Linked DNA regions of Homo sapiens: region 2 is linked to region 1. Evidence: chromatin loops called from intact Hi-C (ENCODE). Cell type or tissue: dorsolateral prefrontal cortex. All regions are shown on one strand. Links, peaks and the distances in the headings refer to the core of each region. The heading gives the core; the rest is flanking DNA.

Region 1 (5,363 bases), core at 128-5,127:
GAGACCATCCTGACCAACGGAGAAACCCTGTCTCTACTAAAAATACAAAATTAGCCAGGCGTGGTGGCACATGCCGGTCATCCTAGCTACTCAGGAGGCTGAGGCAGGAGAATCGCTTGAACCCAGGAGGCAAGGTTGCAGTGAGCCGAGGTCATGCCATTGCACTCTAGCCTGGGCAACAAGAGTGAAACTCCAACTCAAAAAAAAAAAAAAAGGAAAAAAAAGAGACAATATCAATATCAACCTAGGAAGTGCTGGGCATTGTCTTGGCTCTGATAATACATCAGCAAACAAGACAGAAATGCCTGCGTCCTTATGAACGTGTTATTTTATAAGACTCTCCAGCCCTCATCCCTTCCCCAGTGCAGACTTCGTGGGAACCGAAGGCCCCGTAGCTCTCTTCCTGTGCAGCTGCTGAAGGCATTTCCAGAGCAACAGGTCTTCCAGGGGCACTCCCAGCTTAAGGGGATGACGAGACCTCACATTTGGGAATCAGGACCTCATTCAATCACGCAGTCATTTCTCAGTCAGTGGACTCCTGTGGGCCAGCACTGTGCTGGGAGCTACCCTCTCAGAAAGCTCCTTGCTGAGCGGAGAGAAAGCTGAACTCACCCATAAAGACCACAAGCTTCAGCCCAGAATCAGGGTTTCCAATCCTTTCCCCTAATTTGCTTTCTTCCTCCCTGCTGTAAATCAGGAAGAGAGGGCTCGACGAGAGGAGGAGGAGAACAGGAGGAAGGCTGAGGATGAGGCCCGGAAGAAGAAGGCTTTGTCCAACATGATGCATTTTGGGGGTTACATCCAGAAGGTAGGTAGGGAGCAGCAGGGGTTGCCAGGAGATCCTAGTATAGCCCTGAGGAATGAGGTGTCCACTGCAGCAGGTAGACTTTAGGTCAGGTCCCAGGAAGAGATTCCCAGCTGCTGTGGGTGGAAGACTGAGGTCTCCTCATGCCCAGCCCTGAGCTGGTTTTCAGCCTGACCGCGGCTTGCACTAGGAGGGGCTTGCTGGGGTAGGGGGCTACAGGCAGAGCCTGGGGCACCAATGGTGCCCCCCATGCCTGGCTCCAGCAGTGCTCAGGAGCCCCCAAGGAGGCTGGGTGCAGCTGGAAGAGCCTTGTGCCTAGAGTCAGAGCTCTAGTTGGAGACCCAGCTCTGCCACATACAGTTGTGTGACCTTTTGCAACCTCTGAGCCTCGGTTTCCTCAACTGGCACTCATATTGCCTGCCTTGATGCTTTGAGAAGCTCAAATGAGCTACCATGGAAAGTGTCTATGTGCCACACAGATGTGAGGTTGTTTGTTCCTGGAAACTCACTCTCGATCCCTAACTTTTGTGCCCCATTCCTCCTAGGTCCTCCATTCTCGAGGGAGGAGGGATATGTGAAATTGATTTTCTCTAGGTAGTGAAGGAATCAAAACATTTTCTTAGATTTCCAGCTTAGTCCCTAGCTCAGGACTAGGCCACCCCCTGCCTCTGCCCCCATGGTGACCACACCAGCCAAGACTTTGGCATCAAAGTCTTCATGCTACCGAACAGCCCCTGCTGTAACCCTCAGACCCACGTCCTAGTAAACCCGGCTGACTACAGCGAGTATCTGAATCTTCTCTTCCATGTCTCTCCTTGCCTTTGTCTTCCTGCCTTCTCTCTGTGTCTCTGTTGCCGTCTTGGTCTTTTTCTATGGGCCTCTCTCTCATGGTTTCCCGGTTTAGCAGGCCCAGGTGGGTACCAAAAACCTCAAGCCTTCTTCCTCCCCATAGTTTTGGAGAGCTCCCTGGGAGGGGAAGGCGCCTTGCTGGAGGGGAGGAGTGAAGAGATTGGGCTGGCTGGGGAGGGGGGAAGCTGGTGAGAGGTGAAAGAGATTAGTTAGGCAAAGAAGGAAGAGACTGACGTGATCCTTCTTGCCCCTACCTCAGTTTCCCTAGGGAATACATGTAGTTGGTAGTTGGGGGGTGTGGCAGGAAGAAGAGCATAAGAACCTGGCCCTCCTGCAGGCCTTGCTCCACCCCCAGGGGGTTTGGGGAGGGTTAGGGGACAGGGAGGGGGCAATCTGGCCAGTTTACTCTGCTTCCCACACCCTCCAGACAGAGCGGAAAAGTGGGAAGAGGCAGACTGAGCGGGAAAAGAAGAAGAAGATTCTGGCTGAGAGGAGGAAGGTGCTGGCCATTGACCACCTGAATGAAGATCAGCTGAGGTGGGGGCTGGGAGGAATGGTCCTGGGGCACTGCCCGCATCTGCTCTGGGAGGGGTCGGGCCAAGGGCACTTCTTGCTGTGAGCCACCAGAGGGCAGGACTGCCTCACATATTTTCCCATGGCAAGTTTGGTGGGACCAGAGCTGGGCCCCAGCAGGTCGGGCCAACTCCTTTCTGGGCTTTGCTGATGGGGAAAGAGAACTGAGCAGGTGCCCCACCCCTCTGAGCTTCACCTACCCACCTGCACACGGGTGTCAGGACAGGGGATTGAACTAGATGCTCTCCTGCGCCAGAAGGGCTTCTCCTGCTCCCCGCTTGTTCTTGGAACTTTGCCCTGGCAGTCCCTGGTGTCCGTTCCTGAGCACTGGGTGCTGCCGTCTGGTCCCCAGGCTGGGTCAGGCCCAGGGGGTGGGCTGGGGTACCCTTGGCAGGCCTGGAGGTGGGAAGGAGGGCTGGGATGCTGGGGGCTGGGCCGGGACCAGGACGGAGGCCCAGGAGGGCCCTTTCTTACTGGACCTCCCCATTCTCACCCTTGCCCGTGCAGGGAGAAGGCCAAGGAGCTGTGGCAGAGCATCTATAACTTGGAGGCAGAGAAGTTCGACCTGCAGGAGAAGTTCAAGCAGCAGAAATATGAGGTGGGCCGCCATGCTGTCCCCGCCCAGCATCTCCATCTCACACTCCTCCTGGTTCACTGGGTCCGGTAATACTGCTGCAGGTCCCTGGGTCCCTGTCCCTATTCCCCAACAGCCCCCTTCAGCTCCTGCATCTGCCCCTGCTGCCTGGCCTTCAGCAGTGTTCCATGTCCACCGCATTGACGACTGCTTGCTGGAAGTGTCTGAGAGCTCGCTGGGGCTGAGCAGAGACACTTTCCTGGTGTTCCAACCCTGGGGGTCTCCAACACGTTGAGGCAGCAGCTCAGTGATCTGAGCTGGTTACAAGGACCAGGATGCACCAAGCCAGGACCCCCAGTGGAAGGGGAGTGCTGCCAACAGAGAGGTGCTTCTCCCCACATACACCCAAGGTCCTGGTGTGGGCACAATTAGGCTGAGCCTCAAGCTCACAGTCTTTCGGAGTCCTATGTGCACTAATGAGGGTCTTAGGTGAACAGACACCAGGCAAGGAAATGGCTTAGAGGACACTGATGCTGCATACCGGAGCTTAGACCTGGGCGCCAGTCCTTCCTTACCCACCACCCCCGAGCCCCGGTCCCAGGGCCTCTTTGCTACCTAAGGGAAGAATTCAGCTTCCCCTGGAAGGTCTCCTTTGCTGCTCCTGCCAAACCACTCCTCCCTGGGCAAGAAGCCCCTCGCTGGGCAGGCTCAGGCTGCAGTGGCTACAGGGTACTCCCACCTCCCAATACGGAGAGAGGCTGTATTGCCTGGTGACAGTGGCATGGACTTTGGAGCCATAATGCCTGGGTTGAATTTCTACCTGTGCCCCTCACTGGCTGTGTGACATTGGGTGAGTTAGTCCACTGTTCCTTGCCTCCATTTCCACAGGTAACACTACAATATACTTCAGAGGGTGATTGTGAGGGTTACAGAGATAATACTAATTGTTATTATTGCTATAGTGTTCCAACCACTGTTCCAAGCATGTCCCATGTATTAACTTACTATGCCCTCATAGCAGCCCTATGGGTTCATATCTGGGAAGGTGCTCAGGACAGAGCCTGGCACCCACTAAATGCTCAGCAGGTGTCAGCCATTGTTATGGCCTCTCTAGTCCTGTGCCTTCCACTTTTTTCTCTTTTTTTGGTTCCACACTGAACTCTGCACCGGCCAACAGGACACAGATTTGCCAAACTTTGGGGCAGCACCCTGCAGGGGTGGTGCATGGGGATGCTACTGCTCAAAGGGCACAGCTTCCGGGATGGTGGGCAGCTGGGCAGGGGTGCCCCAGAGGGGTCTGGGGCTGGGCTGCTAGGAGGGCTCCATGACACAGCCTCCAGCTTTGTGCCCAGCTCTCAGAGGCCCTTCTTATGGGACTCTCATATCCTGAACCTATTATGGCCCTGGGACCCCACAGTGGGAGGCCCATGAGGCATCCTGGAAGCTTCTCCTTGGCTTCTGCCTGTGGTACACGGGCCCCTCCTGACCCTTAACTATCCTAACCCCTCCTACTCTTCCATGCTCCTCCTTCTCCTCCTGCACTGCTGCACTCAGCCCCCTTCTCCCCATCCCCAGGCCACCTGGGACCTGAGCCAGTCAGCTCCAGCGTTGCTCTTTGTCCTTCCCACTTTTCTTGCAGATCAATGTTCTCCGAAACAGGATCAACGATAACCAGAAAGTGTAAGTGTCTGAGGTCATTCTCGCCTAGCCCTCCCCCTGCCCCCTCCTTCCCTACCTTCCAGCTATCCCATTCCTCCTTGGAGGGCCCCAGGCTCCCAGCCCTTCCTCCTCTGCTTCAGCCCACAGGTTTCCTTCTCTGGCTCCTCCGGGGCCTCGTGCTTCTCTCCCTGTGGCCTCTGCTTGCTGGTGGGGGTGAAATGTGGGGCGGAGAAGCTTCCCTCCAGCCTCAGGCTGCTGTCCTATTCTGCCCCTGGAGGCAGCTCCAGCCTGCTCCTCTCCCCTTTGGCACCCCAGTCCTACCCCAGCCGCATGGTGACCTACTACCCTGCCTGTGTCTCCATGTCACTGCGTCCTGCTTCCCCTGCAGCTCCAAGACCCGCGGGAAGGCTAAAGTCACCGGGCGCTGGAAATAGAGCCTGGCCTCCTTCACCAAAGATCTGCTCCTCGCTCGCACCTGCCTCCGGCCTGCACTCCCCCAGTTCCCGGGCCCTCCTGGGCACCCCAGGCAGCTCCTGTTTGGAAATGGGGAGCTGGCCTAGGTGGGAGCCACCACTCCTGCCTGCCCCCACACCCACTCCACACCAGTAATAAAAAGCCACCACACACTGACTGGCATTTCTGTCACGTCCCCTTCAGAGAGAGAGAGAAACTGAGGCGAGACCCTGCTCTCACAGGTCCCCGGTGTCTGCCAAGCTCTAAGGAGCTTTCCCCTGTCTGGTCTCCCTGCTTGCCTCTAGCTGGGGAGAGGGTGGAGGGCCCAGGGTGCAGCCCAGGAGGCAGGAGCAGTGGAAAGGGCTTCAGATCATTGCTCCTGGGAGTCACCAAAACAGCACATGGGAAAAGTGCTGTTGAGGGGGACAGAGTGTTCCCTGCATGAGTCAC
Region 2 (5,363 bases), core at 268-5,267, 51 kb after region 1:
CAGCCCCCATAATAACGCTTACAGAATCCCAGAATGTTTGGCGTGGAAGGAACCTGAGCCATCATCTGATATATTACTTTTCTAACTGCAGGCTGTGACCCATTGTGGATTATAAAATCAATTTAGAAGACTATGGCCATCATTTTTAAAAAGATGGAATAGAATAATATATCCTGGAATATAAAATATCAGAGTGCAGTGCAGGTAGTAAAGTCACACATTGTTTTGTGAAACAGTGTATGGGTACTGGGTTGCAACATACGTGACATACCTAAAGGAGCTACCAGGTGTCATAAGAGGGAGGATGAACCCAGGAAGCCAAGACAGCCCAGGAAAGGTGTATGCACCAGTATCAGAGCCCCATGCTAGTCTCACCCCACAGACACAGAACGGGTCTAAATATGTCTCAGAAAAGTGGAGGAGGATGGTCTGCCCAGATGGGGCACTTCGAGTGAAGCCAGGCTTTATGACGAATGGTGCAGTGTTTCTTTACGTGGGTGCTGTCGGCACCTGAGGCAGAACAATCCTTCGCATTTATTACTGTGAATTGCTGTCAAAAAAGTTTGACAACCTCTGATCTGGTCCCACATGGTACAGTCCAGGAGGGGGAGTTGGAGGCCCAGAGAAGAGTGACCTTCTAGTAGTCACTCGGTGAGGAAAGGACAAAACCTGGACTTGAGTCTGGGTCTCCAAGCCCTATGCCATTCCCAGACACCAGCAGCTTCTCACACAGCCAGCCTTCTTGGGCCCCTTATACTCAGCACACAGAAACTTCTATTCTGGCCAGGACTGTTTTCTACTGTTCTTTTCTGCTAAACTCTTCATCTTGCCTCCCCTCTTCCAGGGCAAGAAGCAAAGGGTAACAGGTCACCTCAAAGGCCAAAGAGGGACAATATTCCTGCTCCCTGGGCCCTTTTACAAGGGACTGTGAGCTAGGGGCCTGCGTGCACACATGGAGGCAGGCCTGGGGCTGCAAGGTGGGGTACAGGGAGGGCCTCCTGGGCTTTGTTGTCAGGCTGGCAATGGGGAGAAGCTGGGCAGAGGCTCAATCCGGCACAAAAACATACAACAGACAATGAGGTGCCTCATGAGCTCTGTGTGAGCCCAAGTGGGGAGTCGGCCTCCTTGGGAGGGGCCTGTGAGGTTGGAGACTTGGTGCGAATCAGTTCTGGAACAGAACTGTCCGAGGAGGACTTTCCCAGGAGCTCACAAGCTGGTGGGTCTGGCCTGCTCCAACTTGTTCTCATAGTAGAGGATCAACATCGAGTATGATAAAAAAACATCTCCACACAGGTGCTGACTTGGGACTCACCTTTGCTGGGATGGGCCAGGGCCAAACCCAGCAACCTAGGGCCTGCCCGCCCACCCCTGCCCCTCCCTGAGAGAGAGAGAGTATGTGTGTGTAGGGGAGGTCGTTAGGCAACTGGGTAATTCCCTTCTGCACCAGATCTAGCCACACAAGCTGGGGAGGGGCTGGCACTCGACTTGGTCCTTTTTCATCTCTGCAGGGAGTCACAGACAGCAGGAAACTCCCATGGTTTGAGCTCCCAGAAAGACTGGGTGTCAAACCACCAGTCAGAAGTTGCATCCAAAACTCAGAAGCCACAGACTGTTAACCTTGGCAATAGCCTGCTCATCCCCTTCACCCACACGCCCAGCTGTGCACTCAGGCAGGCATAATTTTCTTCCCCAAACTGGGTCAACCAACCTACTCCAAAGAGAATTGGTGTCTGGTTGTTGGGAGAGGCATAGATGGACAATCACAAGGCATGGGGAGAGCAGCTGGGCAATTTTCTGAGCATCTGGGTATGGAATGCGTGTCCTGCAGATTACAGGCAAAATATGCCATGAAAGCCTTTACAAATGGCCACACCCTCCATTCTCCTCTCAGGGGAAGGAAGGTGGCAGATGACAACATGGAGGGGGAAGCCCAGCATTGCCAAAGGGCAAAGAGCCAGCTAAGCCTTAAATGGAAATGCAACAAGGAGCACCCTTGTTCTCCATAAACGACACGCCTGGACGTCATCTCAGACACCTAATGAGAAGCCCAAACACTCATCCTGGCCCAAAACCAGCAAACATGTGATCATGCTGATTGAGCCTCTCAGAGGCTTTGGGCTTTGCTTTCCTGTGCTGGGAAAAGGAGCAGCTGGCAGCCTTGCCAAGTCTCAGCAAGGGTGGGCTGCCCACAGGGAATGGGCATTGGCTGCACCTGCAGGGGAGCGGGCAAGGTGGGGAAGGCAGAGACATCCCCGTGGGACTGCATTTCCCAGCCTACCACCATCAGCCACACCCTAGTGGCGTCACCCATTCCTGGGAACCCCACCCCAGCTCCTAGTGTCATGGTGCTGGTGGGCTGTGCTGCCTGAGGACAGCTGGGTATGACTCTCTCCCATCATCATGGCCCTTTGCTGTCACTTTGACAAGCAGGAGTAAAGCCTCCTCTCAGACCCCGTCCTCCCCAAGTACCATGAGGGGGCCTGGATTCCCTCCAAGGCACAAGGAGGTGAACTGCCACCAGCTCTCCCTGCACAAATTGGCCTGGGACCTGGATGAAGCCTGCAGCCTTGAAGGCTGAAACGGCAGCAACTGCCTGGGAATCCAGGTGCTTCCTCCAGCTCACTGGGCTGAGATCTACAAACTGGAGGAAGACCCAAGGTCAAGAACACAGACTCTGGAGCCAGCCTGCCTGGCCTTGTCGTTGCCCAATGGGTGGCCTTGGGCAATTACTTAAGCCCAACGTGCCTCAGTTTTTCCATCTGTAAAACTAGTATAATTGTAGCCAACATAGAGGATTGTTGGGAGAATCCAGTGAACTAATGTTAGTAAAGCACTCAGGACAGTCCACGATATGAGTGTTTGCTCGGTAGGGACATCATATCCCTCTGACTCTTAGATTGGGCACAGGCTGGCTGCCTTAGGACTTGGCTCCTAAAGGAGAGATTTTATGTCACCTGTGACATACCTAAATGGGATACCAGGTGTCATAAGAGAGAGGATGAACCCAGGAAGCCAAGACAGCCCAGGAAAGTGTATGCACCAGTATCAGAGCCCCGTGCTAGTCTCACCCCACAGACATAGAATGGGTCTAAATATGTCTCAGAAAAGTGGAGGAGCATGGTCTGCCCAGATGGGGCACTTCGAGTGAAGCCAGGCTTTATGATGAATGGTGCAGTGTTTCTTTACTTGGGTGCTGTCGGCACCTGAGGCAGGACAATTCTTTGTATAGGCTGTCCCAAGCATGGCAGGATGTTTAGTGCCCCAGCCTCCAGGTTCTAAATGCTAGTAATGCCTCACAGTCATTGCAAAATGTCCCCACACGTTTCCAAACACTGTCTTCCAGGTCCCGAGAGAGCAGCTGCAGCCAGAAGAGGATGCACGGGCAGTGCACGTGCGCCCGCTGCAGGTGGGAGAGCTTCACCGCCAATGCCGGCTCTCCCAGCCACACCCCCACACTCAGATAGCAATCTGCTGGCAGCGTCTGGCTGTTTGAATACAAAGGACAGTGACACACACACAACCTCTTGTCTGGTTATCCCATGGATCAGAACATTCCAGAGGCTGGAAACTCAATTTCCTGAGAGCAGAGTTGGTCACTCTGCCAGACAGCAGGCTAGACTGGACAGCCAGACAGAAATCCAGAGCATTCTGAGAGACATGTTTCTTCACTTGGGAGACCAGTGGGGCTTTTGAGGGGTCCCACAGCCCGAGGTGAGCCAGGAAAAGCTGCTTTTAGCTAGGAGCCCCCCAGCCAGTCCCCGCTTTGCCGCCTGCTTGTGTAATTCCCCTTCTCCCCTTCCTTCTTGGAGAAGTGGGGTGTTTTAACCCCACACTGAAAGCTCCCCTCTATTCCTGTCCCTCATTAAGTCAGGAAGCTCTCAGAGGCCAACCCCTCCTTTATAGGCAAGGAGACAGTCTCAGTGAAGCAATACAAGCCCCAGATCCAGGGCCTCAAAGAACTGAATATGACCAGTTGCCCCTTGAGAGAGCCATTCAGTGTGGAGTGGCCCCCAAAGCTGGAAAAGCTCCAGCTTGCCCAAATCATCGGATAGGGCAGTAACTAACCATTCAAAAAGAGATGGCATCCTCCTGTCCTTCCATTAGAGAGTCCTTACTGACTCCCCTCTTTTACACCCCTACTGCCCAGGCTCTGACTCCGGGTCCCATCAGCTTACCACCAGGCCACTCCAGTGCCCCCCACTGGCCCCTGCCCAGCCCCCAGGGCTCTGGTCCCTGCCTTGCGATGCCATCACTCCACCTTCCTTAGGGAAAGCTTTCATCAGCTCTTGCCGTGCTGGAGAACCTACAGTGTCTGCTCCTTACAAGACAAACTCCCCAGCCCAGCCCCACCCTGCCTGTCCAGCCATCTCTTCCCCTCCCCAGCACACCCCTCTAAGCTGCCCCATGACCTCAGCCACATCCCAGGCTCCCTGCTTCTGTTCAGATGCTCCTCCACCCTGGACAGCTTTTCCTCACCTGCAGCCTCCCAAATCCTACATTTATCTAAGGCCTCTTCTCCACCTGTCATCTCCAAAAGGCCTGTTCTAACCCAGCCCTGTCTCCATAATGACCAGAGTTGGAATTATTTGCCCTTAAAGCCAGGGGCCTCTGGTCTTGTTTGTTTTCTAGTTGCTAATGTAGGTTTCTGTCATTTCCCTGAGCTCTCCAGGGCAAAGATGCCTAAAACAGGGCTGAGCTCACAGCAAGAGCTCAGTGAAAGGTGGACTGTGACTGTGAGAATTTGTGCTAGGGGTGGAGATTCAGGATGCTGACAGCACTGCAGTTCCCATGGCCTCCAGGGCACAGAAGAGAGAGAAGGCACCATGAGTAAAGTGGGCTGGCGGTAGGTAGGGCCGTTCTAGGCAGGGTGAGGCAGCCTGTGCCGGTGCACGGCATGGGGTCCAGCTGTGATGTCCAGAATGCTTCCCTTTACCGCTTGACCTGAGCAAAGCAGCTGGGTGGTTGAGCCCAGAGAATTCTATCCAACTCTAGCTGGACAGACAGAAGCTGCTGGACTCCTTGGGAGCTGGGTATGATGAAAAGAGTGTCTGTGTCCCCAGCTATTAGCCCATTTTGAAACCAAGCTTCTGCCAGCAGGGTGGGGCCGGCCAAACCGGTTCTCCAGCGAGACACACCCTGGTCTGCTTGCCAAGTCACACACCCAGCAGTGTCCAACAGGGCCATCTTCAGCAGCGTGATCTCCCAAGGCCCTTTTCATGAAAGGGAGTGCACGCACAGTTTCATGGAGTCCTCGTGCCTCTCAGGCCTGGTGAGGGCTTGCTGGAGAAAGAACCTTGATTAGAAGTCTTTCAAAGACAGGTTCCATTTGCGACTTGCCTAGTACCTGCCACTCCCCACTCAGT

The links. A loop is a pair of places that touch in the nucleus more often than their neighbours do. Peaks named below come from ENCODE experiments on the same cell type or tissue, not always from the same donor. Only the 100,000 strongest peaks of a DNase experiment are listed, where the experiment ranks them.
Region 2: a loop joins it to region 1, with 4 times the contacts of the local background. A loop is called at or near these places in 11 of 110 quality-filtered maps.

Annotation. Positions count from the first base shown.
Region 1 is chr1:201,358,741-201,364,103 of GRCh38, reverse strand. TNNT2 (troponin T2, cardiac type) reads left to right here. Exons shown (of 17, transcript NM_001276345.2): 12 at 698-808; 13 at 1,710-1,718; 14 at 2,082-2,191; 15 at 2,735-2,825; 16 at 4,441-4,481; 17 at 4,849-5,090. The coding sequence ends at 4,894. Among named protein-coding and RNA genes, the nearest start is that of TNNT2, 16 kb to the left of the region's middle. In dorsolateral prefrontal cortex, for the core only: CTCF peaks have their summits at 2,076 and 2,276 (motif pointing right); a DNase peak (open chromatin) is centred at 2,283.
Region 2 is chr1:201,307,719-201,313,081 of GRCh38, reverse strand. The region is part of intron 2 of PKP1 (plakophilin 1); the gene reads right to left. Among named protein-coding and RNA genes, the nearest start is that of PKP1, 27 kb to the right of the region's middle. In dorsolateral prefrontal cortex, for the core only: a CTCF peak has its summit at 3,338; a DNase peak (open chromatin) is centred at 3,421; H3K27ac peaks cover 634 bases; H3K27me3 peaks cover 838 bases.